Regions from separate parts of the Mus musculus genome. Here all the other regions are linked to region 1. The links are chromatin loops, found by intact Hi-C in ENCODE. Cell type or tissue: left cerebral cortex. All regions are shown on one strand. Region 1 holds the start of Cbfa2t3 (CBFA2/RUNX1 translocation partner 3). Region 2 overlaps Gm39271 (a long non-coding RNA gene). Region 3 holds the start of Acsf3 (acyl-CoA synthetase family member 3). Region 4 overlaps Gm35466 (a long non-coding RNA gene). Region 5 overlaps C230057M02Rik (a long non-coding RNA gene).

What was found. A loop is a pair of places that touch in the nucleus more often than their neighbours do. Peaks named below come from ENCODE experiments on the same cell type or tissue, not always from the same donor. Only the 100,000 strongest peaks of a DNase experiment are listed, where the experiment ranks them.
Region 2: a loop joins it to region 1, with 4 times the contacts of the local background. A loop is called at or near these places in 11 of 42 quality-filtered maps.
Region 3: a loop joins it to region 1, with 3 times the contacts of the local background. A loop is called at or near these places in 11 of 42 quality-filtered maps.
Region 4: it touches region 1 in a loop (2.2-fold over the local background); 24 of 42 quality-filtered maps call a loop at or near these places.
Region 5: a loop joins it to region 1, with 3 times the contacts of the local background. A loop is called at or near these places in 4 of 42 quality-filtered maps.

Annotation. Positions count from the first base shown.
Region 1 is chr8:122,675,732-122,680,731 of GRCm38, forward strand. Cbfa2t3 (CBFA2/RUNX1 translocation partner 3) reads right to left here and starts at 2,444. Exons shown (of 12, transcript NM_001109873.1): 1 at 2,131-2,444. In left cerebral cortex, a CTCF peak has its summit at 3,062 (motif pointing right); DNase peaks (open chromatin) are centred at 131, 519, 1,484, 2,032 and 2 more places; H3K4me3 peaks cover 3,363 bases; H3K27ac peaks cover 3,135 bases.
Region 2 is chr8:122,766,800-122,771,799 of GRCm38, forward strand. Gm39271 (a long non-coding RNA gene) reads right to left here. Exons shown (of 3, transcript XR_879309.2): 3 at 3,596-3,927. Among named protein-coding and RNA genes, the nearest start is that of Gm39271, 6.1 kb to the right of the region's middle. In left cerebral cortex, no CTCF peak of the experiment used is centred here; a DNase peak (open chromatin) is centred at 2,696; H3K27ac peaks cover 891 bases.
Region 3 is chr8:122,773,282-122,778,281 of GRCm38, forward strand. It overlaps Acsf3 (acyl-CoA synthetase family member 3), which reads left to right and starts at 2,205. Exons shown (of 10, transcript NM_144932.4): 1 at 2,205-2,309. It overlaps Gm39271 (a long non-coding RNA gene), which reads right to left and starts at 2,167. Exons shown (of 3, transcript XR_879309.2): 1 at 2,003-2,167; 2 at 1-1,052. In left cerebral cortex, no CTCF peak of the experiment used is centred here; DNase peaks (open chromatin) are centred at 2,148, 2,440 and 4,597; H3K4me3 peaks cover 1,505 bases; H3K27ac peaks cover 857 bases.
Region 4 is chr8:122,828,376-122,833,375 of GRCm38, forward strand. Gm35466 (a long non-coding RNA gene) reads left to right here. Exons shown (of 3, transcript XR_388150.3): 1 at 1-808. Among named protein-coding and RNA genes, the nearest start is that of Gm35466, 7.5 kb to the left of the region's middle. In left cerebral cortex, a CTCF peak has its summit at 2,234 (motif pointing left); DNase peaks (open chromatin) are centred at 1,197 and 2,230.
Region 5 is chr8:122,747,178-122,752,177 of GRCm38, forward strand. It overlaps C230057M02Rik (a long non-coding RNA gene), which reads right to left. Exons shown (of 4, transcript XR_001778694.1): 1 at 4,937-5,000. Among named protein-coding and RNA genes, the nearest start is that of C230057M02Rik, 3.0 kb to the right of the region's middle. In left cerebral cortex, no CTCF peak of the experiment used is centred here; DNase peaks (open chromatin) are centred at 463, 840, 1,265, 2,404 and 2 more places; H3K4me3 peaks cover 2,812 bases; H3K27ac peaks cover 3,198 bases.

The DNA of each region.
Region 1 (5,000 bases):
AATGAATCAGAACCCCCCCACCCCCAAACCCATCCCGCTTACAGTGCAGGAGGGGGGAGGGAAGACCATTCCAGAAGGTGGTGGGAAACACCTCTCCCGACACACCCTCCTGTCTTCTGCATCAGAAGAGGCTGAAGCTAAGCCTGGTTCTCCATGGTGGGCAAACCTACTGGCTCAGATCTTGTGGCCCAGTGACCCAGCCTTGCCAGCATTTCCAGATCTGCGTGTAGGAAGGAAAACGAGTTTCTTTCAGTCACGCAGAAAGGAGTATATGTGGAGCGCAATCAGAGAGATTTCCTGGAGGTGGTAACTCAATTACATGGATAACCCGGTAACAGAGGAAGAGCCAGACAAGGACCTGAGAGCTGCTTGGACCACCCAGCAGCCCCAGAGCATCCTGCAAGGAACTGTCCAGGGGTGTCTTCCATATGCCAGCTCAGGCTTGGCACACAGCAAAAGATGGTGGTGTGCCAGGTACACATGGCCCTCCCTTTCTCCCCTCTCATCAAGATCACAGTACCTCCCGGGAGGGTGGATTCCGCCAGAAAATCAGTCCTAACGTGATATTCTCCCTCCCCGTGTCTGTCTAGCTCCCGGGCAGCACCGAGCACCACATCTGTTCCTTCTGTTCGCAGGGTTCCTCCTTTCTCTGCTTTTCCCTCTCAATGCACAAGAGTGGTTGTGCCCCCCCCCCAAAAAAAAAACAGTCCCAAATAGCGGCATTTTCTCAGCTTGGTGCTCTAACTGTGGGCTCCCAGTGCCAACTGGGGACAGCCACATCTTCTGACTTCCGCCCTTCAGTGGACCAAGGTGGGGTGACATCATGACCCCAGTGTAGCCCCCATCAGGATCCCTCCATGCACAAGACCAGAAATCTCTCACAGGGCTTTCCTACTTCTTCCCAGGCCAGGAGCCAAGTGCATTCTGGCCGGGTATGGCTGAACTCTCTCAGACCAGCCCCTGGGGTCTTAGGGAGATGAGAGAGTCCCAGTCTTGAGAAGTTTCTGAAACCTTCCAGCAACTTGCAAGGGCAATGCCAGGGCAAAGTGACCGCTCCCTTTGTCTTCTGCCAGCCCCATCCTCTGAGTGGCTGCCTGGGAACCTCCTGTTTCTGAGCGCCGGGAGGAAGCACACACCCAGCCAGACATAATGAAGCCACATCCTGGCCTCAGGATAGGAGGGACGGGTGTGACAGTTACTGGGATCAACCCTACAAACAGGAGCATGAGATCGTCTGTTATTTTGAGGAATTGGGCTCTGAAAGTCAGCTTTAGCTCACATGATCAGATAGTTCTATTCATGGAGCAGGGGGGTAGGTCCAGCCAGCACTGTGGTCAAGAAGCCCAAACACACCAAGTTCAGGGCCATGAGTTGAAAGGCAGCGGCTCAAAGCCAGGAGCTGCCAGCCTGGCTGCCTTCTGCTCCACCTTAGTCAGCCCGACTCCGGCTGAATTCCCAGCCATCTGTCCCTCCGCGGTGCTCACACCTCCTCACACCTCCTCCCCGCTGTTCCCACAGCCTGGCTCTGGGCCTGCCCTACACACAGATGGACCGTTCCCAAAGCCTGTGAGAAGGATCAGAGCCGGAGGCTGTGCCTGCACCTGGCTGTCAGGACCCCAGGGAGGGCGGTCAGGATCCCCTCCCGACCATCAGGAAGGATGCTCAGCTCCATGGCCCTAATGGCTGATCCAGGGACCAAAATAAGAGGGGGAAGGGCTAGAGAAAGCAGCAGACCCTCTCCTGCCAGCACTATCTCCCAGGAAGGTTGCCCTCCCGCTACTCCAGTCAGTCCCGAGCCCTGTCATTCAGGCTACCAGTCTTTGTCAGGAGACCCGGCACCCCAGGGGGCGCTTGTGGGTGGTGGTTGGGGAGCCCATACTCCCCCACCGACTCAGCTCCTACCTAAAGATGAACCACACACACTCTGGACAGGTCAAGCTGTCTGCTCACCTAGGGTGGCTGCAACTCAGTCAAATGAGTGGGCAGAGTTGGCTCCACCCTGCCGTGGGCACGAACTTTGTAAAGTGGAGGGGCTGGAGAGGGGGTGCAAAGCGAGGACCCCCGGGACGGCAGCAACCGGCAAAGTAGGGTGACAGCGGCGGTGTTGAACAGGGCAGGGGCGGCACTTACGGTCTGGAGCTCCAGGGGACCGTAGCTCTCTCGCAACCCGGCTCCCGAAGTGGCTTTTCCTTCTCACTGGGTCGCCACCTCCATAACTTGGGGGCGATCCGTACGCTGTCTTCTCGCGCTGCGCGGGGCTCAGGCGCGCGGCGGGGTCGGGGCGCGCGGGGCGACCGCCTGGGCCATGCCGAGTGCGTTCGGCCCCCAGCGCGGGAACAAAGCCCGCACGCTGCCCGGGTGGTTTCGGCCTCGGCGGCCGCCGGGTCCAGCCGCCGTGCTTTCGGCTCTGCTGCCGCGCGCTCGCCCGCGCGTCTCACCGAGTCCCGCGGCCCCCGCCCCGCGCGCTCCGCCCCCGCCTCCCGCGCCCCGCCGCCGCTGCGCCACCTGCCTCCAGCCCGACGCCCATCGCGCTCGCTCCGCCCCGGGGCGCCGGCCGCCGGAGAGAGGCCCGGTTCCGTGCGCCCGGCGCCGCCCAATGCCCAGAGCGGCTCCCGCCTCCACCGCCCGGGTGGCCGAGGGGCCCCGGGACGCGCCCGGCGGACTTGGCTATGGGGTCCGACTCAGGACGTAGGGACCTCAGGAGCGCCAGGCCGCGCGTGGGACCCCCGTACGGATGCAGGAGAGCGGGGCCGTGGAGTGGGAACGGGCCGAGGAGTCCCAGCGCGTAGCCAGTGCGTGCGGCGCGGGGCAACCCGGTGCGGGGCGGACTCCTAGCTGTGCGCCCCCGCCCCGCGCAGGCCGCGCCCCGGGAGGGCGGGCGAGCTGAGCGCACCGCACACACCCACCTCGGAGCAGTCGCAGCCCGACGGCGTCGCTGCTCCCGGAGCCGCGGTGTCTACTCCGGGACGGGGAGGCGGGCGCCCCTCCTTCGGCCGCCGCACCCCCCCTCACCCCCTTCGCAAGCCCTTCGGGGTACCCGGGCCACCTGCGCGTTCTGCCGGCAGGGGGCGCGCTCCACCCGCCGCGCTCGGCCTTGGTCCCCAAGGCGCCAGGCGACCTGCGGCAAGTGGGCTCAGGATCCCGCTCTCCCCACTGCCATCGGGGCCGGCGTTCGCATATGCTTTGCATTCGTTTGCATATCATTCATTTTAATGTCAACCTGAGGAAAAGCCCCCAGCCGCTGCTTCTGCTTGTCCGCGTCCTACTTTCTCTGCTTCCTCTGAGCCTGCTCCCCACCCACTTTACCCACTTTTCCTCGAGGCGCCTTGCGACAAGTCCCAGGCGTTCCTCCGGTTGGTACATTTGAGCAAACTCGCTGCACTTCCTTCCTTTCCCTTCCCAGTTTTTCACTCACTCACACTTTGCTTCTTTGAGACTAAGGAGAGACCCAGGGTCACCGCCTGCAGAGACAAGGGGCCAGAACTTCAGATCAGCGGGGGGGTGGGGGTGGGGGGGGCTTGATTTTCATCTCATTAGGCATACATCTGCATGTGAAGGATAAAAATCTAGCAATGTGCCAAAATTAAATAAATAAATAAGTAAAAATACCCTCCGTTTCTTTCCAGGCTTGCTGTAGTGGCTTGGTTTTCCCCAGTTGGGGTCCCTCTCAGGGGTTCACCTCTGCCTTCTTGAAAAAGCGTTCCTGCACGGTCCTCCTGGGGTGGGATCTGGGCTCCTTGGTTTCCCGGATCTCCCTCTGTGGAGGATGCTATCTAATCCTAGTCTGACACCTATAAAACTGTCCACATTTTCAGATCTCCCTGGCCACATGTATCAATCTTATAGAGGAGTGGAGGGTCCCGAGCCCATTTCACAGAGGAATGTGGATCTAGAAGAGTTGGCTATGTGGCTTGAGACCGCAAACTTTTTATCCCAGGCATATGGACACCAGCTGTGTGGCTGCTAGTGTGCTGTGTACACCGAGAAAGCAAAGGACAGTCCTCTTCAGAGATACTGTCGTGAAGAGTGGCCCCGGCAGAGTGGCCTCTCAGCAGACCTCGTAAGCCAGTCTCTGGGAGCTCAGCCTGAGGCAGGAGTGGGACCCTCAGCTTGAGCTGCAGGTTTACCCACCTCGTGCTGCTGGGTGGCATGTCTGTTTTGTGGTAAGTGGCCAGTGTGTGGCTTGAACTTAAGAAAGGTGCTCACAACCTCTGTTGGAGGTACAGAATTCAATGTGACAGGTAAACCTCTCAGCTAGGAAGCTCTCCCAAGAGAGAGCCATGGCTGCTGCACAGGGAGGAGATGGTGGGGGCCCTGAGGGCTGCTTTGTATGGAGTGGGCCGGCCCCACTGCAGCATAGTCACAACGAGTCCTGACAGCCGTTGTCCCTCCATTTTTCCACCAGCTGGAAAGACATTTCCAGAGCCCATTTGTTACCCACTTGGTCTCCCTGCTACTTTATGAAGAGCTGGTTCCCTGTGGAAATGTCCAGGTCACAGCTCTTCGACACTCTCATGTTACCTTATGGAAGCTCTCAACCCACACTGTGTATCCAGTCCATCTGCAAGACACACGCCTTCTCAGAACAACAAAGAGTCACCAAGCACCAGGGATCACGTGGACACCTTAGAGGCAGCAGCCGCTCAGGAAATCAGGTGCCGCCTGAAGCTCTTTATTGTCTATAGAGACCTGGGCTTGATTCAATTCAAAGGAGCCACTTTCTCTTGCTTATGGCAGTGTGGCTTTCCCCAGTGAAGTCAGCTCTCTACCTTTATCTGGTCCCTGCTTCCCACGAGGCTGTGAGAGGGGCTGTGCCTGCCCGAGCTGACAGTACAGAGCTCACAGTACAGAGCTGACACCAGACTTGCAGCTGGGGGCTCTTCTTAGAACAGAAGCCCCTTTCTCTAAAGAAAGCAATCTCAATGTCTAACACTTCCAGCTACACCTGGGTTGTTTCTGCTATCCTCACCCCCCAGAAGGGCAGCACCTCCTTTTCTCAC
Region 2 (5,000 bases), 91 kb after region 1:
GTCCCAGGAATGCAGGTACACACTGGGTGACCCTGTGATGTGACCCTCTGTGCACAGACACACATACCCTTGTCCCCAGGACCACAACAAGGCTAGACACACTGCTGGCAGTACTCCATCCCTGGCAGGGCTATGTCTGGCCAGGAGGGCTGACAGACATGCAGCAGAAAGCCTGGGCACTGGGCACGCAAGCCGGCGCTGCCCCATGGGTATAATTCATTTGCACAGAGTGTGCACAGAGTGCTGCCCGGAGCGGCCAGGCCTGGACTGAACCTCTGGCCGTGCCTCAGGCTCTGTGCTCAGTATTAGAGAAATTGCCCTTCCCCCGGGGTAAAGGCTAAGCTTCAACAGGCCCCTTTAAGTCCTTGTCATCCAAGCTCATTTTAGAGGACAGTATGGCGTCCCTGTAAGGACATTGGGGTTATCCAGGGGATACAAGGGACCAAATGCTTTTATTCTCTCAAAATCCACACGCGGCAAAGCCCCTGCTGTGACACGACTAACCCTGGGGCTTCAGCAAATGAGGAACAGGAAGCCCTCTTAAGAGGGGTTGATGTCTATCAGATTAGCCTGTGGACATGCCTGTAGGGCATTTTCCTGATTAATAACTGACGTTGGAGGGCCCTGTCCATTGCAGTGTCATCCTTGGGCTTGTGGGCCCAGCTGTGTGAGAAAAGCAGACGGAGCGAGCCAGTCAGCAGCACTCCCCCCACCGTCTCTAGCACTACCCCCACCGTCTCTGCTTCAGTTTCTGCCTCCAGGTTCGCCTTGCCTTGAGCTCCAGCTCTGACTTTCCTCAATGCACTTCAGCATAGAGGTGTAAGGGAAGCCAACCCTTTCCTCTCCGATGCTGTTTTGGTCATAACCTTTATCATAGCAATGGGGAACAAAGCAGGACACCCATAGTCATGCTGAAGGTTGATATGTCAGGCAGGGTGTGAGTAGTTCCAGTGGGGGAGTTTTGTGTTGCTCGCACAGCTTAGTGTTGGCACCAAGCGAGAAGACAGTGAATGGTGACAGTTTGCCCGTCTAATCTCATCTAGCATTAATGCCACAGTGTATGTGGGACTTACCTAGCTATTTGTTCCTTGACCATATTTCCTGAAAGCTTTTTCTCTTCCTATTACCCTCCCCTGCCCAAGACATGGCCTGCTGGCCTGAGCTTTGCTGATTGTGAGGCACAAAGCACTGGGTCTGCAGGCTACCCACACTGTTGAGTGTGGGCTTCCCAGGGACATTGGCTCCTGGTCAAGTGCCGTTGGGTCTTGGAAGCCACGCTATGTGGGAAGGACACTGAGAAGTGCAGGGAGGGAGACTGAGGCACAGAGGGCACACTCAAGCCAGTGACTTCTGTACTATAGACTGGCCCAAGCACACTCCAGAATGCCGAAGCCATAAGTTTGGGGTCTGTGGGCCCAGCACTAAGGGAGCATCATCGGTCCCCTTAGTCCTCCCTTTCCTCTGTGCCAAGTAGATCAAAGGCTTGGTTCCTCCTGAAGGCCCCTGTCCTAACTTCCTGGCCACCTACAGTAGGGTGCCCAAGCTGCTGGACACCCCCGATAATTTTATTTTTAAACATTTGCTATTTCTCCTTCTCCTTCTCCTTTTGTTTTTTGTTTTGTTTTGTTTTGTTTTGTTTTGTTTTGTTTTGTTTTTTGAAACAGGGTTTCTCTGTGTAGCCCTGGCTGTCCTGGAACTCACTCTGTAGACCAGGCTGGCCTCAAACTCAGAAATCTGCCTGCCTCTGCCTCCCAAGTACTGGGATTACAGGTGTGAGCCACCACTGCCTGGCCTATTTCTTCTTAAGGCTTTGCTCTCTTCACCCCTACAGTCCCGTACTTCTTCCCATTGTAGCAGCCCAGTGGCCTTAGCTGGGTGTCAGCCTCAGGGACCTGGGTCTGTCAGACCACTCTCAGGAGCCAGTCTCCTCTTGGAATGAGTTCCAGACCATCTTGACTTGTGACTTTTCCCAGAAGATAAGGTCTCCAAAGCCTAACCCCTTCATGGGGGTCCCTCCTCAGTCTCTTCTCACTCCACCTAAATCCCAGTCCTTCCTCCCTCCCACACAGCTGGGGCATGGAAAACGAAGGAGCACCCATCTCCTTATCCCAGTACATAAAATTCAGGTCAGGCCAGATGCTCTGCATGGATAAGTCTCTTCCCTGGGGCTCTCTGCAGAATCAGGGATGCTCAGGAGGCCAGAAAGAGCAACTCAGACAAGAAAGCGCCTGGGAAATGTGATCATTGTAAACCTCTAAGCTTCTTCCTCAGGCTGAAGGATTGAGTTCATGTGTGTGGTCTGCTTAGAGCTCCCGTTGAGGCCTCAGCCTCATCGGATCTCCGGGTTCGCGTACAGTTCCCTCAGTCCATGCAGAGCCTCGCCCTATGGTAAGGTTACCATCCAGGCGTCAGGGGCAGTATGAAGCCTGGCCCTCATTTCTGAACTCTCTCAGTTTCAGGGGCCCTCAGACAGGAACTCCTCTCGCTGGAGGTCAGTTCTGGAGTAGGGACCCCTGGACCTCGGCTCGTGGCGCTGACAGTACTACATCTGCGTCAGCTTGGCACCGGTGTTGGTAAGGCTGCTCAGATGGCGTAGGTGGTGCCTGTCGCCTGGCACTGGTGATGAGAAGCACGTGGGCTGTGATGAGATTGGGGGTGGGGGTGGGGCCGCTGACTGAAGGCGGAGGAGGAGCGCAGCGAGAGTGGTGACAGGTGGGAGGCGGATGGAGGATTTGGAAACAAATCAAATTTTCAGTCGCCAGGAAATAGATCCCCAGCCACAGGTAGTCTGCAGAAGAGAGTCGCTGCCTCCCAACTGGCACCTCAAGGGGCAGGCAGGGGCGCCTTTCGCAGCTGCTTCACCAAGCTGGCAGCTGTGTTGCCTTGCCATGTGGAGGGAGCCAGTCCCCGGGAGTGCCCACGCCAAGCTGGTGGCAGCTGCAGGGAAACCATATTCGTGGCACTTGGACATCTTTGCCCCTTGAGGCCTGGCATTCATGGCTTCATGGGAAGAAGTTCTGGCAGGATTGGAGTCTCGATATGTCCCTGCCAGGGTCTCTGATCTCATGACAGTCCCACACAGCTCCCTATCTACTACATGGCCCTGTGGGCCAGCTTTGTTTATTCACACTACAAAAACGGCCAGCCATGTGCTCGCAACAAATGCCCTGTGTATCTACTGGAGCAAATGTAGAGTCAGGCCCTCTGTGGGTCTCTGGAACTTTGAGGACATGCCCAGAGCCTTCTCCAAGGCCAGACAACAGGGCTGTGGAGAGGAAGCATAGACGATGTGGACGGAGGGGGTGTGTAGATGAAGTGTAGACACGGGCAGAGAAGACTGGGTGAGGTGTTTTACATGGACAGAGGGGCCATGCAGATAAGGTGTGGGCTTGGACCAAAGGGCCAGAGGATAAGTTGGAGACGTGGTCTGTGTGGGCTAACCTTGGATCTAGTCAGAGCAGCTCAATGGGAGAGCTGTGGACCAAAAGCAAATGAGGTCACAGCAAGCAATGGGTCATGCTTTGTACTCCTGACTGGCTTTAAATCCAGGTCCCAGTTAGTTACTTCAGTCAGTTTGCTGAGTAGCTCATAGAACTCAAGGAAATGTCTACTAGTTTATTTAAAAGGGAGGCCAGACAGACAGGGGAAATGGGGAAAGGGCTGGCAGTGCCCCGATGCAGGAACTTCTGACTGAACCGTTTGGTTATGCCAACCTCTAGGGTGCTCAGTTGCCCACAGGCTCCGTCTCCTCTCCTCTTGGCCTCTTGTGTAGACATCACAGTCTGAGCATGACGGTGCATGGGCACATGTGGGGACGTGACTGGGCAGAGGGGGTGAGGGGCAAAGGCTAATGTCTGTGGCCAGGTGGTGGATACTCAACCAGGCTTGTCTGGCCAGGCACTTCTTGGGGATTTGAGCTTCTGTGACCTGCTTGGAGAAGAGAAATTGTAATCTTTAAATTTCTATGACCTGTTGAAGAGGTGGCTATGAGTCAAGAGCCACAGAAAAACCCCAAACAGGTGTCTTCTCTGAGTTCCCATTTCTCGGGACACTGACAGTGTTTTAGGAGCCCTGTGCCAAAACCCAGTACCAAAATTCTCTGTTGTTTGATGGCGTGAGCAAACTCACACTTGGTAGACACCGTCTCCCTAGACCAGCCGCCCACAGCATGATGGATCCCCTCAAGATGCTGAGAATTAGCAGTGGACCACAGCCATCTGGCCACGAGGAACGGACAACACTGCAGTGTCGTGTGGCTCAGCCACTGGCTATAGTCTCAGGATGATCTGAGCTCTCCAGCAGACCTGATGACTTCCGCTTAATTATTCATCTAATTCTAGAATGCTCCTCTGACCCCCACAAACTCACAGCCTCCCTTCCTGTGCACCCTCCGGGCAGCCTCACTAAGCACCTTGGTCTCCACGCCACTTGACCCAGAGACCTTGTGCTTGCCATCCCTTTTGTCAAGCATGATGGTCCTCTTTTTTTTTTTTTTTTTTTTTTTAAAGCCTGATTCTTGAACCAGATCATCTGAGCCCTCACTGCTCTGTGATATAAAATTATAAAGATGGTTTGTGACAGAATGGTGTCTGATGTGTTTGATGCTTGTTGTTCTCCTGGCACTGTGTCCTACCTGGGATTCCTTATTTGACTTTTATAATATATACTGGAAATGGCCTTCTCTCCTACAGATGAGGAGCTGAAGGTCTGAGAAGCTCACCTGCCCCTCCCATGTCCCCTCCCAGATGGAAGCCAGACCTTACTCCTCTGATATGTTCACATTGCCTCAGAACTTCACAGCCTTTAGGGTTAGGGAGATGGCTCAGTTGGTGAAGATCTTACCTATCCTGCAGGAAGCCCTGGTTTCAATCCCCAGCACCCATAAACTATGTGTGAAAGACATCCCAGACCTTGAGCAACAGAGGCAGAAGGAGCAAGGAGTTCAGGGTCATCGTTACCTTCAGATATATAATGAGTTTGAGGCCAGCCTGGAATTTACT
Region 3 (5,000 bases), 98 kb after region 1:
ATCCTGCCCACCAGACTTCCCAGCAGACCCAGCCAATCTCTTCCCCCTCGATTTCCACCTCGGCTGTTTGTCCAGACACACCCCTCCCCCTTGTTTCCAGCCCTTCTGTGGAGGATCCTGCTTAGCCACCACTCTTCCTAGTCCTCAGGCCTTTGGGGAACTCTCTGCTAGAGCATCTTGGTCCTTCAGGACATCTGTAACTCAGCTGAGGACAGTAATGGGGGTCGTGCTGGAGTTTTCCTCACATGGATATGCCTGCTTTCTGCATTTGTTTTTCCTGGCTGGTTAGTCCACATCTCTTCTGTTAGTGACTATCTGGATAACCTCAAATATCTGGTCATTCCAGACAACCCATGCTGTGGTCACTGAAATGTCAATCAGAAGCTCAGGGGCTGGATGGGACTGGACCCTGTGGGCCTCTTGTTATTTGTGTGTGTGTGTGTGTGTGTGTGTGAGAGAGAGAGAGAGAGAGAGAGAGAGAGAGAGACAGAGACAGAGACAGAGACAGAGACAGAGACAGAGAGACCACAGAAGCCGGATCGCCCATGGAGCTTGAGTTACAGGCATTTGTGAATTGCTTGGTATAAGTGCTTAGAATCAAATTCAGACCCCCTGGGAGGGGAATACCACTGAGCCATCTCTCCAGCCACTCTATCTCTTCTCTTGATGGTTTTGTGGTTTTGTTTGTTTGTTTGTTTGTTTTTGAGACAATCTTATGTATCCCAAGCTGACCTCAAACTCTCTATGTAGTCAGATAACCCTGAATTTCTAATCCTTTTGCTTCCACATTCTAAATACTGTGATTAACATGTCTTGTTTAGGCATAATCCTGGGGGTTATGCTAACAACTGAGCACTCCAAACCCAAATCCAGACTCTTGATGATTTCCAAGGCCCAGGGGTCACAGAATCTGTCTCCATTCTGGCCATGTTTAGGACTATGCTTTGGGTGTAGACATTTAAGCATAGAAGTCCTAGGGTCTGTGGTGTAAATCCCAATGTTAGACATTTTGATTCACGTTGATTCTCTGCCTCTTCCTCTCTTTGATCTCACTTGCCAAAAAAGGGAAAAGAAAAGGAAACAAAAAGTTTGTTAGAAACTGTATAACTTCAGAAGCCTCCTGAATTTTGTGTATGGCTATTGTAAAGACACCCAGTGCTCTCCTCAGAAGCCCACATCAGTACTAGGGCGTCTACCATCCTTCGCCTAAATCAGTTCCCTCACCAGTATGTCTCAATGGTAATGCTTAAAACTATATTAAAGCTACGTCTTGCTAACTCCAAATGTGCTTCATAATGAATCTTCCTGAAAGCCTAAGTCAAGAATCCGTGTTTTACCTACATGGAGGTCTGTGAGACTTCCCCAGCTGCTGCAGGGAGAGGAGTTTTGTCTATAGCTTTGCTGCCACTGACAAACAGACCTTAGTGTTTCAAGGTTTATCTTTACTGTACAGAAAGCATTTAGTATCCTACCCTAAAACTGGCTGTGGAGGCATAGATCTGTAATCCCTATACTCAGGAGGCTGAGGCAGTGGGATTACCAGGAGTTTAATGCCATCCTGTGCTACAGAATGAGACCTTGCCTCCATCCTGCCACAGTTCCTGGTCTGTGTCACAGAGGTGTGTTTAGCATATAGACCCCCCCAGCTGCAAGCCGAGGAACCCCTCTTCAGGGGCCAAGGGAGTCCATTTACATCCTGATTTGGCGAAGATGGTGACCACAGCTGTGTGGTCCCTTTGGCCACGGGAGCCATCATGCCTATTAAAATGATCGTTGAGAGCTGAGAATACAGCTCCAAGTCGTTGCGGTGCTTGTCTAGCATGTGTGAAGCCCCAGGTTTCATCCTTGGCACTACGTAAGCCGAATGTGGCGAAGCAAGCCTATAATTAGTCATCTCTCAAAAGGTAGAGGTAGGTTACCCTTAGCTACATTGCTGGCTTGGGCTACATGAGACCCTGTCTCAATAACAACAGTTAAATAGGACCCAATGCAAACAACTCACAGTACTTGTTCCATCAGGACAATGGATCCAGAGATCTGGTAACAGATGTCAGGCACCTAAAGGCCACTCTCTGCCAGTCCCTCTCAAGACTTGCGAGCAGATGGAGTATGCGAATGAGCAGGAACGTTCGTTCCCGGAACGCATTTCTCAGGCGCTGCATCCCGGGACGTATTAGATCGACGGACACTTTTCGCCTGCGGACACTTTTAGGTGTAGGACTCATTCCGGCCCGCTTCACCTACCTGGACAACCTCGCACTCCCGTGCCCCACCCCTGACACCCCCACCCCAACCCCGCCTGACCCCAGGTGAGCGCGCAGCAGACTACAAGAAAGGGGGTGTCGAGGTGAGCTGGAGCTGACCCGGGGGCCGTGGGACCTGTCGGGCAGGTGTCTGTCACAGCGTGAGGGACACTTCTGTAAGGACCCGGGATGACGTCACACGAAACCCCTCCCCGATTTGTTTGCGCCGAGCACCGTGTGGGATGCAGGTCGCCAGGGTCCTGGCTCGGATGGGTCCCGAGAGCCGACTAGGGCGTCAGGGACGGGACCAGCGTGCATGCGAGGAAGGGCTTCTGGATTTGGAAGCGGGTCCGGGAATTTCTCTAAAAGAGAAGTGTGTTGATTCTCATCCTGGAAGGGAGGGAACTTGCCTGTGGCTGACCACTAAGACCCGTGAGAGCCTCCAGATACTGCTGTAGGAGCACATCTAAGCCATAGGCTGTCCCGAGAGGGAGTCCTGAAATCGGAAATGCGCTAAGCGTTTTCAAGGCCAACGTGATTATTGTAAAACCGGTGTCCCTGCTGCCCTTGTCTCCAGACGGATGTAGACATACCTTTCTGATGACATCCCTGGACATGAAGTGGGTCAGGGAACCATGCACAGCCAGATGCCCTGAATAGACAGTGTTTTGCCCTAAAGAACTGGCTCTGGTTGGACGAGCTGGGAGTTAGCTCAATGCTGACAGATGTTTAATGATTGGGCCAGGCTCATGCTTGAAGACTTTCTTAGTTGGGGTTTCTATTCCTGCACAAACATTATGACCTAGAAGCAAGTTGGGGAAGAAAGGGTTTATTCAGCTTACACTTCCATGTTGCTGTTCATCACCAAAGGAAGTCAGGACTGGAACTCAAACAGGTCAGAAAGCAGGAGCTGACGCAGAGGCCATGGAGGGACATTCCTTACTGGCTTGCTTCCCCTGGCTTGCTCAGCCTGCTTTCTTATAGAACCCAAGAGTACCAGCCCAGGAATGGCACCACCCACAATGGGTCCTCCAACCCTTGATCACTAATTGAGAAAAGGCCTTGCAGCTGGATCTCATGGAGGCACTTCCTTAAGGGAGGCTCCTTTTTCTGTGATAAATCAGGCTTGTGTTAAATTGACACAAATCCAGCCAGTACAAAGACCAAAGTGGCTTTGGAGGCCTGCACTGGTCCCATTTCCATATATGAGAGAGTAAGACAGTGCCTCAGAGGGGACATGGTAGAACTTATAAGAACTGACGATGGCACAGCAGTGCCACCCCAGCATGAGTACAGCTGTCCACACAGGAATCAGTTTGCTCTTTCCTCTACCACCCTCTCTGACCTGTCACCCCAGGGTCAGTGTGTCCTCCTCATGGGGGCCACTGTTCTTGCTGGTGTGGGTGTCTCCTCACAGAATGAGGGCCCCATGGGTAACTGTAACTGAGTCTATTCCACAAGGAGCCTGGCTTGATACCTCCTGATGCCCAGTGTCTGTCCATGGCTACCAACGTTCAGGGCTCAGGACTCTACCCCAGAGGTCCTGGAGCTGCATCAACTCTGCCTGCTCCAAATCTTGTGACCACCCTACTGTGTTGCTTATGCCTGGTTAGCCAGGTTGACTCAGCCCTACCACCTCATGGGGTACGGAGGTGTCCAAAGGAGGGTGCCAGATAGATTGGTGGAGGCCAGCGCTCTATTACACAAGTGTGTTTGAGTGTCTCTGATCTACTTATGCTTTTCAAAGGACCATTGGCTAGTGTCAGTTAATGCCATGATCACTTGTGTGAGCGTACTGTATGCACAACTTTTGTGTCCCTAAGGTCGTAGTGTTAATGCAACAAGGGGGGAAGGTTTGCACGTATTTGTGCTACTGCTAAGAGGGCTTCTTTCTCATGATCCAAGCTCTTGCCCTCCCTAGGACTAGAGGCCTGTATCAGGAGGGCTCTCCCATGCCCTTGTTCCTGTGTGCCATCATCTCTCCAGGCAATTCTTCATCAGTAACCTGGTCTCCGGGGTTCCTTTGTGCAGCTTCCTGATGCTGATGAGTTTCCACATCTGGGTGCTAGGCAACAGGCAGTACCTCCTGAGTGCTGGGCTCTCTGGGTGCTTCAGAAGGAGAGTTGTGCCATTTGGAGGCTGTAGTGTAGCATCATGTTAGATGCTTCTGGTGTCTCTCACACAGCAGGTCTTTCTGTGTGAGTTTCTCTATTTTCTGTTCCCTTGTGCAGAGAAAATAGATGAATGACAGATGTTATATCCTTCCTGTTGATCCACTCTTCCCCCAGAGCATCCTGGGACATCTCACACTCTAACCCACAGGAATCTGGTCCCAAGTCTGTAACTCAGAAATACCACCCAGCGCGTCTTTCTCTTGCTTTTGGCATCTCTGACTGTGAAACAAATAGAGAAGTTGTTGGCGTGAGAATTAAAGCACCCCGATTTACTCCGTGCTTGCTGACTTCTGGAAGCCCACATGGCTGTCAAGTTCTTGGCTTCTCTTGCCTAGCCCTGCTGTCGCCTGCATTTTTTTTTTTTTGGTGTCTTTATAGAAGTAGAAATCCAGAGTGTGAACAGCCTGGGACCTCTGAGCCCCTGTGGAGCAGAGCTGAGAGCAGCTGTGGGGCCCTCACTGCCTCATGCAGACCCCATGTGCTTAGAGCCTGCAAGCAGCCACAAGCTAACTTCTGCACAGAAAAGTGAGGTGGAGTTCTCCTGCTATCTTGACCTGAGCACCTGGATAGAAGCGAGAGCAGC
Region 4 (5,000 bases), 150 kb after region 1:
TTTATTTGGCTGTTTCAGATTCTTCACTCCCAAATTTGTCACCAACCCTCTTGGTATTGACTGGAAGAGAACAGTCCTAGTACAGAATGGAGTGGGAACAGGGCTCTCTAGCTCGGCTCCTCACCTTCCCCTCCCCCCGCCCGTTCTTTACTCTCAGAGCGACTGGACTGGAAAGCGCAGGAAAACAGAGGAAGGGGCCGTGCCTAACCCCCAGCCTTTCCACCCAGCTCTTACTTTAGAAGACAAGTTCTCTCCTCCCTCAACCCCAGCCGTGCCCTGGCCACCCCAGGGGAAGCCAACGCTGAACTTTCCTGACAGCAGCGGACACTTACAGAGGCCACTGTGGAACAGAGTTCATTTCCAACATCCTGGCATTAGAGACTCAGGATACCAAGCTCCCAGCTGCTGCTCCAGTGCCCTGCCTGGTGCCCTGCTCCCTGCCATGTTTGTTGATGGACTCCTATCCCTCTTAAACTCTAAGCCCCGAATAAATCCTTCTGTTAAGAAAACATAACCACCCCAGGACACCCTCTGCCCCAGGTCCCCTGTCAGTGCTCCAGCTGCCTCCAGCCCTTGACCGTGCAGCCCCCATGAGATCCAGTTGCCTGTGGACACGGCCCTTGTCATGGCCAACACACTAACTAGATTGGAAACCACGGGAGCAGCAGCTCAGCCACTGTGCACCCCATGGTATCCCCAGCTCTAGGTCCTATTCTTGCCCCACTGAACCTGACTCAAGGCTCTCAGCTCACCCTGTCTTCTCCCAGGAAGTCACCAGAACCAATTCCGGCTAAACCAAGGGGTGTGGGTAAGTACCTGCCTTCTGCACCCCTGCCTTCTGCACCCCTGCCCTCTGCAACCCTGCCCTCTGCACCCCTGCACCCCTGCCCTCTGCACCCCTGTCCTCTCCCTCTCTTCCTTGACCCCAGCATGAGACTGAGGGGATGAAGGACAGAGTGGCTATAAGGGAGGGAAGGCCCTGGAGTGAGGATAGTGGGCAGGCACTCCAAGTTGAAATGGCCCCACCACTACACAGCTGTGCATCAGTGAGACCTGTAGTTCGCTGGGGAGGGGCTTTTGTGAAGTGAGGCAGGCCCCCTCTGCTAAGGGCCAGACTCACAGCCCCTGGCTCTGCTTGCTGGGAAGAAGCCACCCACCTCCCATCTGCCTTTCTGGATCTGGTCTAAGATGACTCACCTGTCCCCAGGGAGGCTGACCTGGTTTCTCACCCAAGCTCAGCTCCCACAGGCCACAGCTGGAAGGGGTGGAGATGAAGAGGCAGCCGCCTCTCCTGGTGATCACTTTCCCATGAAACACAGCCTGGAGGTCCAAAGGAAAAACACCATAAAACTATGTCCCGAGGGGCAGTGGTAGTGCACACCTTTAGTCTCAGCACTTGGGAGGCAGAGGCAGGTGGATTTCTGAGTTGGAGGCCAGCCTGGTCTACAGAGTGAGTTCCAGGACAGCCAGGGCTACACAGAGGAACCCTGTCTCGAAAAACAAACAAACAAACAAACAAACAAAACTATGTCCCTTAGCCAAGTGGTAGTGGCACACACCTTTAGTCCAACCACCCAGAAGCAGAGGCAGGAGGATCTCTGTGAATTTGAGGCCAACCTGGTCTACAGAGAGCATTCCAGGACAGCCAGGGCTACACAGGGAAAGTGTGCCACCCCCGCCACCCCAACAAAACAAAACAAAAACCTGTGTCTCTTTGGAGGCTAACCCTGCTCACCAGACACCTCTGACCTGGCTCATGGTTTGTTTGCTTGCCTGTACTGGCTTCCAGATCTCTCATTCTCTCTCTCTCTCTCTCTCTCTCTCTCTCTCTCTCTCTTTCTCTCTCTCTCTCTCTCTCCCTCTCTCTCTCTCTCTCTCTCTCTCTCACACACACACACACACACACACACACACACACCCTGCCACATTACAGTTAGATCACAGTAAGACAGGGGACTGACCTACACGGCCAGGTTACCTGTGTCAGAAGAAAGACTCTGGACTGGAGCTGATGGAGCAGGAAGATCAGGTTAGGCAGATCCATAAGCAAGGGCCACAGGGCAGATGTGGGGCCTCCGTGCCTGAAACTTAGGGGGGCAAGTGTGACTCAGGTGGAGACAGCACATGAAAGAGCCCATCCCCAACCGCTCAGCCCTGGTCTAATGACAGGGGAAGCCACAGGACCAGATACTTCCTCTACTGTGTCCCTGGAGCCACACTGCCCCCTGCTGCTGCTAGTGGGCATGGCAGGAACCTCTGAGTTGAGGCTGTCTCCTGAGCAGATACTGAGTGAAGAAGCCAGTTATAATTTGTGGACTTTTCTGGCCCCAGCTAGGGCACACGGGAAGCCAAGCAAGCTCAAGGCTGGGCTCTGACTGCATAGGTGCCCCATCTGGTGGGAGGGCTTATTCAGCCGGTACCAGAGCTGGGGAGACGGTGATTATACGCAAAGCCAGAGGTTTGGAGCTCCGAAGCCAACATCCCAGCAACCTGTCCTAGCCCCTGTGGCACTGGGACTGGCAGCCCTCGGGGACACAGGAGCCTGCAGGGGTAGCAGCAGCCAGTCTACTGGTTCCTGCCTGTTCCACCCAGCCTCTCTGTGTGTAGATCTGAAATGTTCCACACTTTTTTTTCCTGCTGGTGAACCCAGGGTCTCATGTGCACTGGGCTAGTCTTCTCTACCACTGACAAGGCCCCAGCCCTTTGTTAGTTTAATTTGACACAGTATCTAAGTTGCCCAGGCTAGTAATCCTCCTGTCTCTGCCTCTTGAGTAGCTTCCTATACGACCCCTTCAGACCCAGTGCATTTTTAATTAATTGGTTAATTATATTGGGGAAGGGATGAGACAAGGTCTCACTGTGTAGCCCAGGCTGGCCTTCTCCAGGATGGCCCTCGTGGCTATTCTGTTCTTCCTTTCCTTCCTCCCGCCCTTCCCATGCTTGTCCCCATACCTCCCCCCTTTACAGGAACATGGACTTATATAGAAGATTTATAGGGGAATAACTCGAGTGAGATTTGTCTGTGGTGTAGAGCATAAAGGAGATAAAACTGGGTTCTCCCCAAGGGAGACACATGTGGCAGAGCACAGTGTCTAACTGCCCAGACTCGTCCTAGCTCACCTGGACTGAAACTGCTGACCCTTCTCACTGCCTGCCTGGGAAGCCACTGTGGACCTCGGAGCCCAGGACAGGGAGGGTCACACGGTATTCCTAGGGGGCACACACCTGGGGTTGCCACAGGAGCCAGCATGGCACCAAAGAGGCAGGAACCAATCACAGAAGCAGGATACCAACAGGCCAAGCCCTAGAAAGGTGGCCCTACCAGGGCCAGGCTGATGGGGAGAGAGTCTTCAGATGCCACCGTGGAGGGACTCCACTTTGATGCCAGCCACCCCACGGCTATTGATGGGTCTGAATGCAGGTGCTGGGCTTGTCACTCTAAAGGCCAGCCACAGGCATGCAGGCAAAACACCCATTCAGATAAAATCAATGGATAGAGTATTTTAAGGTTGAGGTTGGCCCACTGCAGAGGTGTTTCTGCACCTGGTGCCCTCTGGTCGGCTGGAAGAAGCCAGAGTGGGCGTTCCCTCAATTCCTTCTGGCAGTTCTTGACAGGAGTAGGGGTGATGAAAAAACTCCAAAGAATGGGCAATGCTGGCACATGCCTTTAGTACCAGCACTCAGGAGGCAAAAGCGGGTGGATCTCTGTGAGTTCAAGGCCAGCCTGGTCTACAGAGTGAGTTCCAGAACAGCGCAAGACTATCCAGAGAAACTCTGTCTTGGGGGAGAAAAAAAAAAAAAGACTCCAAAGAAAAGTAACCAGTTTATCTCTCTGCCAGAGGTGTCCTCGGATCTCTTGACAGCCTCATTCTTGCCAGAGGCCAGAGATGGCAGAAGTGTTTGGAGGTTCCTAAATGATCTGGTTCCTAAGTGATTCCAGGGTCACCTCTTTAGAGGGGGTAATAAGTACTGCAGAAGCAGTGAGGGCCTACAAAGAGAAAAAGGTCAAGAGAGTAGGATTTCTGGCCTGAATGGGGAGCTAACGTTCTAGTGGATAGAGGTCAGTCACCTGGTTGTGGACCACCCCTAGGAAGACAGGCTCACTTTAAGCCACGTTTAAGAGCTAGAATAGCAACTCGTTGCCCTAGGGGCCCAAAGGGTCATCAGAATTAAACAATCCCCGGTCACTTAGAGCAATAGCTTGCTTCTACTACAGACTTCAGAATGCTGGATGAGTCTGATGGGGTTGGAGGACAGCAGCCAGAATGTATAATAAAGACAGTGGAATTGTTAGGGACTTCTTTCCCCCTGTCGATCAGAGGTGGCTAGCCTGCTAAGGGCCAGAACTCCATTAAACCCTACCATCATTCGATCTGTGCGCATGCCTGTTTGCCCGTCTCTTAGAAGTTCTCTACAGACTTGACTTGCTTTTACACCCCTCCCCTTTGTGTCGAGTATGAATTAGCCAACCACATCAGACCGTGAGGGTGTGCTCCTGTCACTGAGATGAGACACGGTCACGGTAGAATACGACTGAGGGAGTGTCCTGCCCTGGTATTCTTGCCATCTCAGCTTAGGTCATCATTCAGTGTTCTTTGAAAAGGTTCATGTGTGTGTGTGTGCATCTGAGGGCACGTATGTCTACCGCATGCATGCAGGAGCCCGTGCAGGTCAGAAAACGGTGTCAGGTCCCTTGGTACTGGAGTGGGTGTTTGGAACTGAATACAGGTCCACTGCGGGAGCAATGATTGCTCTTAATTGCTGAGCCATATCTCCAGCCACATGGTGCACACGTTTTGCAAAAAAGAAATAGCGTTGCCAGGTTTAAAAAAAACATAATCATAAAATTGTGTCTTTAAGCCTTTTTATGAAACATTATAGAGGCCACCAAGCTAAGGCAGCAGTGTTATCTAACAGCAAAACTGAGCCAGACTGAAGAACAGGATGAAGATTCTCTCATACATCTGGAGAGAGATTTCTGTTGAAAGGAACGCCCCTGT
Region 5 (5,000 bases), 71 kb after region 1:
GCCAGACCAGTGACTCCTGTATCCTTGAGCATCTCCTAGCCCTCCATGAGAGTGATCCCAGGAAAGAGGTGAAAGAGGTGACCCTACAGTCAGTGTCAGTGACAGAATGACCCTGAGTACCACCAGCCACCATTATGAAGGGTGAGACTGGGGCAGACGCCGAGCCAAGGGCTCTCCCCTGAGTTTATGACTGGGGTCATCATTACACACACAGGAAAATTTGACCCACGGCTATCAATCGATCGTGGGCCATGATCATAGCATGTAACTCTTCCCCAGGGCTTCTCTCTCAGTCCCACCCATCTCTTCCCACTCAGAACCACGATTGGAGAATCCTATCAAAGGACACAACCAGAGAGAACCAGTGATACTGAAGTCAGAGGCCACGGAAGCGCCTCCGTGGCTCTGCGTAGACACTCAGGAAGCCACCCACCCCCTATGCTGAATGATGTGTGGGCACACTGTCTCCTCCTCAAGGAGCAAGAGCTGGCGGAGCCTTGACTTTGTGTGAGAATCTAAGCATGATGTTTGGTAAGTAGTTCCTGGAGCTGCCGACCCACTTGAGGGGCTTCCCCGCAGGCAGAACAACAGCGACCCTGGGGGGGGTGGGAACAGTGAAAAGGACGGTCCCCATAAGCTCTGTAACTGGTGAGCTGTCTTGGGCCATTAGTGAGGTTGGGTTAAGTGGGTGACATTCAGATGTCATAGGTACCAGGGGCAAGGCCAGGGATATGGAGACTCAGGCCAAGGGGAGGTGTGAGTGGGGTGTGTGAAGTCCAGGCAGGCCAGACTCAGAGCTCTTTGGATGTACCCAGTATAGCATTTCTTCTAGGCTCCGCTCCACAGTTACTTGGCAACAGCTTGGTGTGCCTGACTCACTATAAAAGGGGATGCTTGTCCCCTCTTCTCTCTCCTACTCTCTTCCCCTCTGTCCCTTCTCTCCCCATTCCCCTTGCCACTTTCTCACCACATGCTCATGGCCAGCCTTTACTCCTCTTCTCTCTCTCTCTCTCTCTCTCTCTCTCTCTCTCTCTCTCTCTCTGTCTGTCTCTCTCTCTGTCTCTCTCCCCCACTTGGCCTTTCTCTGTCTCTACCACCCCCTCAACTTCCCTCCCCATGTCCTTAATAAACTCTATTCTATACTATACCACCGTGTGGCTGGTCCCTCAGTGGAAAGGGATGCCTCCGCATGGGCCTGCAGAGGGACGCTTTTCCCCCCACACCATACCACGCCTTTACCAAACATATCCCTGGCTTCCTTGGCTTCCTTTATTTTTTGTAAAACACAACATCCAGGGCATAGAGTAAACTAGGTATCCTATTTACCACGAGAGTGACAACCCAGAGTTCCACCAGGCAGAGAGTTCCTGTATGGTCAAATCCTGCAAGTTGAGGTTCTGGATTTAGAAGGGAGCCAGGTCTAGGGTCTGACAGAGCAGCTTAGCATAAAGGTAGAGGGACAAAGGACAGCTCCATCTGCTCTGATCATTGACTTTAACAGAAGAGTCACAGACTGACCACAGGAACCTGCCCCAGGATAAGGCTGATATGTGCGCCTTGCTCACCTATGCCAATAGTTGGCCCGTGGTCCCTAGGAAGTAACTAGCCCCAGTCTGTGGCCTACTGTAAACATGGCTAGTAGTGGTCTCTTCTGCTTTCTGTTCACCATATTTCCAGACCAGGTGGGACAACTCTCCTTTGAATGAAGTAGCTATGCTTCCCTGAGGACCTTTGAGGGCTGCAGGGGAGCATGACACATAGAAGGCACAGCAGGCCTTCTGCTCCACGTTGGCAAGGTCAGCCTCCATTTACAGAGCCTGTATATGTATCTCAGAGGAGCTAGTGGATGGATGTCAGGAGTCAGGCTGGTCAGAGGAATATGGGTGGGCCACAGGCGCTTATTAGTATGGGACAATGGAAGCTACGTACAGCCCATCCTCCCTGGACTCGCAGGATAGAGTGGGATGCTTCTTGGGGCGTCTGTCCCCAGCTTGTCCCGTGCAGAATGGCTTCTCCAGCCGTTCAGAACCAAGACCATGATGATATGCTTAGGTGCTGACCCTGGGCCCTGGGAGGGGGAGGTGTGGGGTCAGAGTAGTCCCCAGGGTAGGGTGAAAGATGAATTCACAAGAGACCTGTCACCCTGACCCTGCTCAGGACAAGAGATAGATTCAGTTTAGAGCCCGTGGGGGGTACTCCTAGTAGGTGCCTGCTCACAGTCAACATTGGGGGAGAGAGCTGCAGGGAGAGGGGGTGCTCCCAGTGGTGGGGAAGCTGCAGGAGGTTTTCATGTCAAGAGGCAGACCAACTGCATGAATATTTCATTAGGGAGCAAACGTGAGGCCCAGGAACATCTGGTGGAGTCTCCAGGGAGCTGGGCCAGCGCAGAAAGCAGGCACTGTGAAATTTGGGAGGCAGAGTGGGAGGAAGGAGCTGGGAGGCAGGTGGATGCCAACTCTCTGCCTGCCTCCCTGATCCTCCAGCACTGTGGAGCCCAGGACAAAAGGGAAGGTGGCTTCACAGCTCTTCGGCACCCAGAGGGCCCCCCAGCCCGGCTGTCTTTTTATCTCTAGTAGCATCAACAACAGACTTGTTCTGCATGGGGAACTCAACCCCCTATATCTACCCTCCAGGTCAGGCCACAGCAACTCTGGGTGAGAGGATCCCCAGGAACTTCCATACTGGAGACAAGCCAATACTCTCCATAGGCAGAGATGGCAAGGCAGACAGGCATGCTACCTATACCAGCCTGGAGCTAGGGGAAGGCCCAGTCGGTATCCAGGGTCTCTCTTCTAAAAAGCATGCTTGTGTTGTGGACTAAGGCTGTAGGGTAAGGGCCATGGGGCCTCAGTGGACAGCTAGAACCACCTGAAGATCCCTGGGTACTCAGACCAGGGATTCTAAACCAGGCCAGCATGTTCCCTTGCCAGCGGATATAAGACCAATGACAACTTGCCTAGCTGAGTGAACCCGGACTCAGTGAATAAAGTCTACACAGCCAGTTCTAGCTCCTTATGACTCCCGCCCATTCTACTATATCCACCTGGCCCCCAGAGGTGCTACCCAGAGCACTATCAACCAAACAGGTCCTTATCATCAACTGGGCCCAGAGCTAGATCAGACTGGGTTAGCACCAGTGCCCCAAAGTTTACTTCTGAGAATTCCAGGCTCAGCATGGGTCATGGTAAGCCTGCAGTTTGGAGTCAGGAAGCCTGACTGGGCGTCCCTTTGAGTCCTTCCAGTGAGAACACAGGTTTGTCACTTTGCTTCCAGCTGACAATGAACCCTCTGGCCGTGTGTGCGCCGTGACCATGGCAGGTCTGTGCCTTCTTGCCTTAACTTTTCCAAATGCCCTGTGGGCACTCATCTATTCATCCTTAGCCCTGTGCAGAGCCACACGGGACTAGCCCATCCCAGGATTTTTAAAGGAAGCTTGCTCCTCACAAGGCTTTAGCCAGAGTCTGTCTAAAGGCTGTAGGCCACTGTGGTGGTGCCTCCCAGTGCTGTAAGAAGAGGTCTCTGGTTGGTTAAGCAGTATGCATGCCTGGTAGCCCTTTCCAACTGGGCTGCCCATGGGATATCTACAGCTTAGCCTTTGCTGGGCTCTGAACCCTCCCTGGAAATTCTCTCTCTCCCTCCTTCCCAACTGCCTGTTCCGGTCCCTGTGCCTCTCAGTTTCTGGACCATGCTCCTTGATGTCTTTACCTCCAGGCCCCTCCCCATTGCTTCTGGGGAGGCTCCTCTGCTCTGCTTGGCTCTCCCAACCACACTCTCCACAGTCAGAAAGCCTCGCCCAACCTGACCATGGAGGAAGCTGGGCACCATGGAGCTAGCACCAAAGCTAATGTTTTTGCTTACCCAAGTGACCAGACCTCGAGAGAGACACCTTTCTGGGATTAAAGTGACTTCCTAGAGCATTACACTGGAACAGAGTGGCCCCAGTGACAATATAACCGTACTGATCCTCTTGCTATCCCACCAGCCTGAGGCATTGATCCCGGAGCCCCTTGCCAGCCTTTGCTAGAGATGGAGAAGAAAGGAAAGGAATGATGGGAGGGAAAAGGAAGAAATTGGATTTCTATGTTTGCCTGGGACCTCGCTTAAGGAAGGGTACCTGGGCACAAGGACAGTGCCCATAGCTTTGCCTGCCCTACACTGGCCACCTGGGACCACCCATGCCATACCAGATGGAATGTCCCCATCCCTCAGCCCCACCCTCTTTGACTAGCCTATGACCACTAGGAAGGGAGTGAGCTTTGTCCTTGGAGCTGTTAGGAAATACCCAGCCACACGCTCCTCCCCTCCAGAGCCCACCCCACCCGTGCCCTCAGCAGCTGGCTCCTTGGCACTGGCACCCGGATCCCTTTGACAGCATTTGGCTCCAGTCCCATTGATCTGCACACAGGCACCGAGGTGCCAAGCCTGGCTGTGGGTAAGGATGGGGGGCTCTGAGAAAACTGAGAGAGTGCGGTGCTGGATGCTCCAGGACCTTCCAGCCCAGCCCCAGCCCACCCTAACCCACCTTCAAAAAGGAAACAGATCTGTCCCTTCATGGTCAGGGGACCTGGTGTGATCAGTGCAGAGAGGGCCATCCCTGGGAGGACGGACATCAGCGGAGATGATGCAGCCACGGGACCACCATGGGACGCGGCTGCTGTATTCACAATTCCAGATGGTCCACTCAGGCCAACCCACCCCACATCTTTAGAATACCAGCGAAGCACACATAAGCAAGCAGCGGGCACCAAGACATATTAAGGGGCCCAGAGGTTACCCAGAGATGCTCTGGACACTAGGCAGACAGACTCCCTCAGAACTGGCCCTCGGAAAGCTTTCTTGACACAGTACCCGCACCCATATCTGACGTGGCCCCCACAGGTACCCCAAACACAGATACCAGCTGCCTATACTTTAGCGAGCCCCACCCCATCCTTACCTGTTCCGTGCTGGCCTTGGCTACATCCGCCCGCTCCCAGGCTGCCCTCTGTGCCGCATCGCTG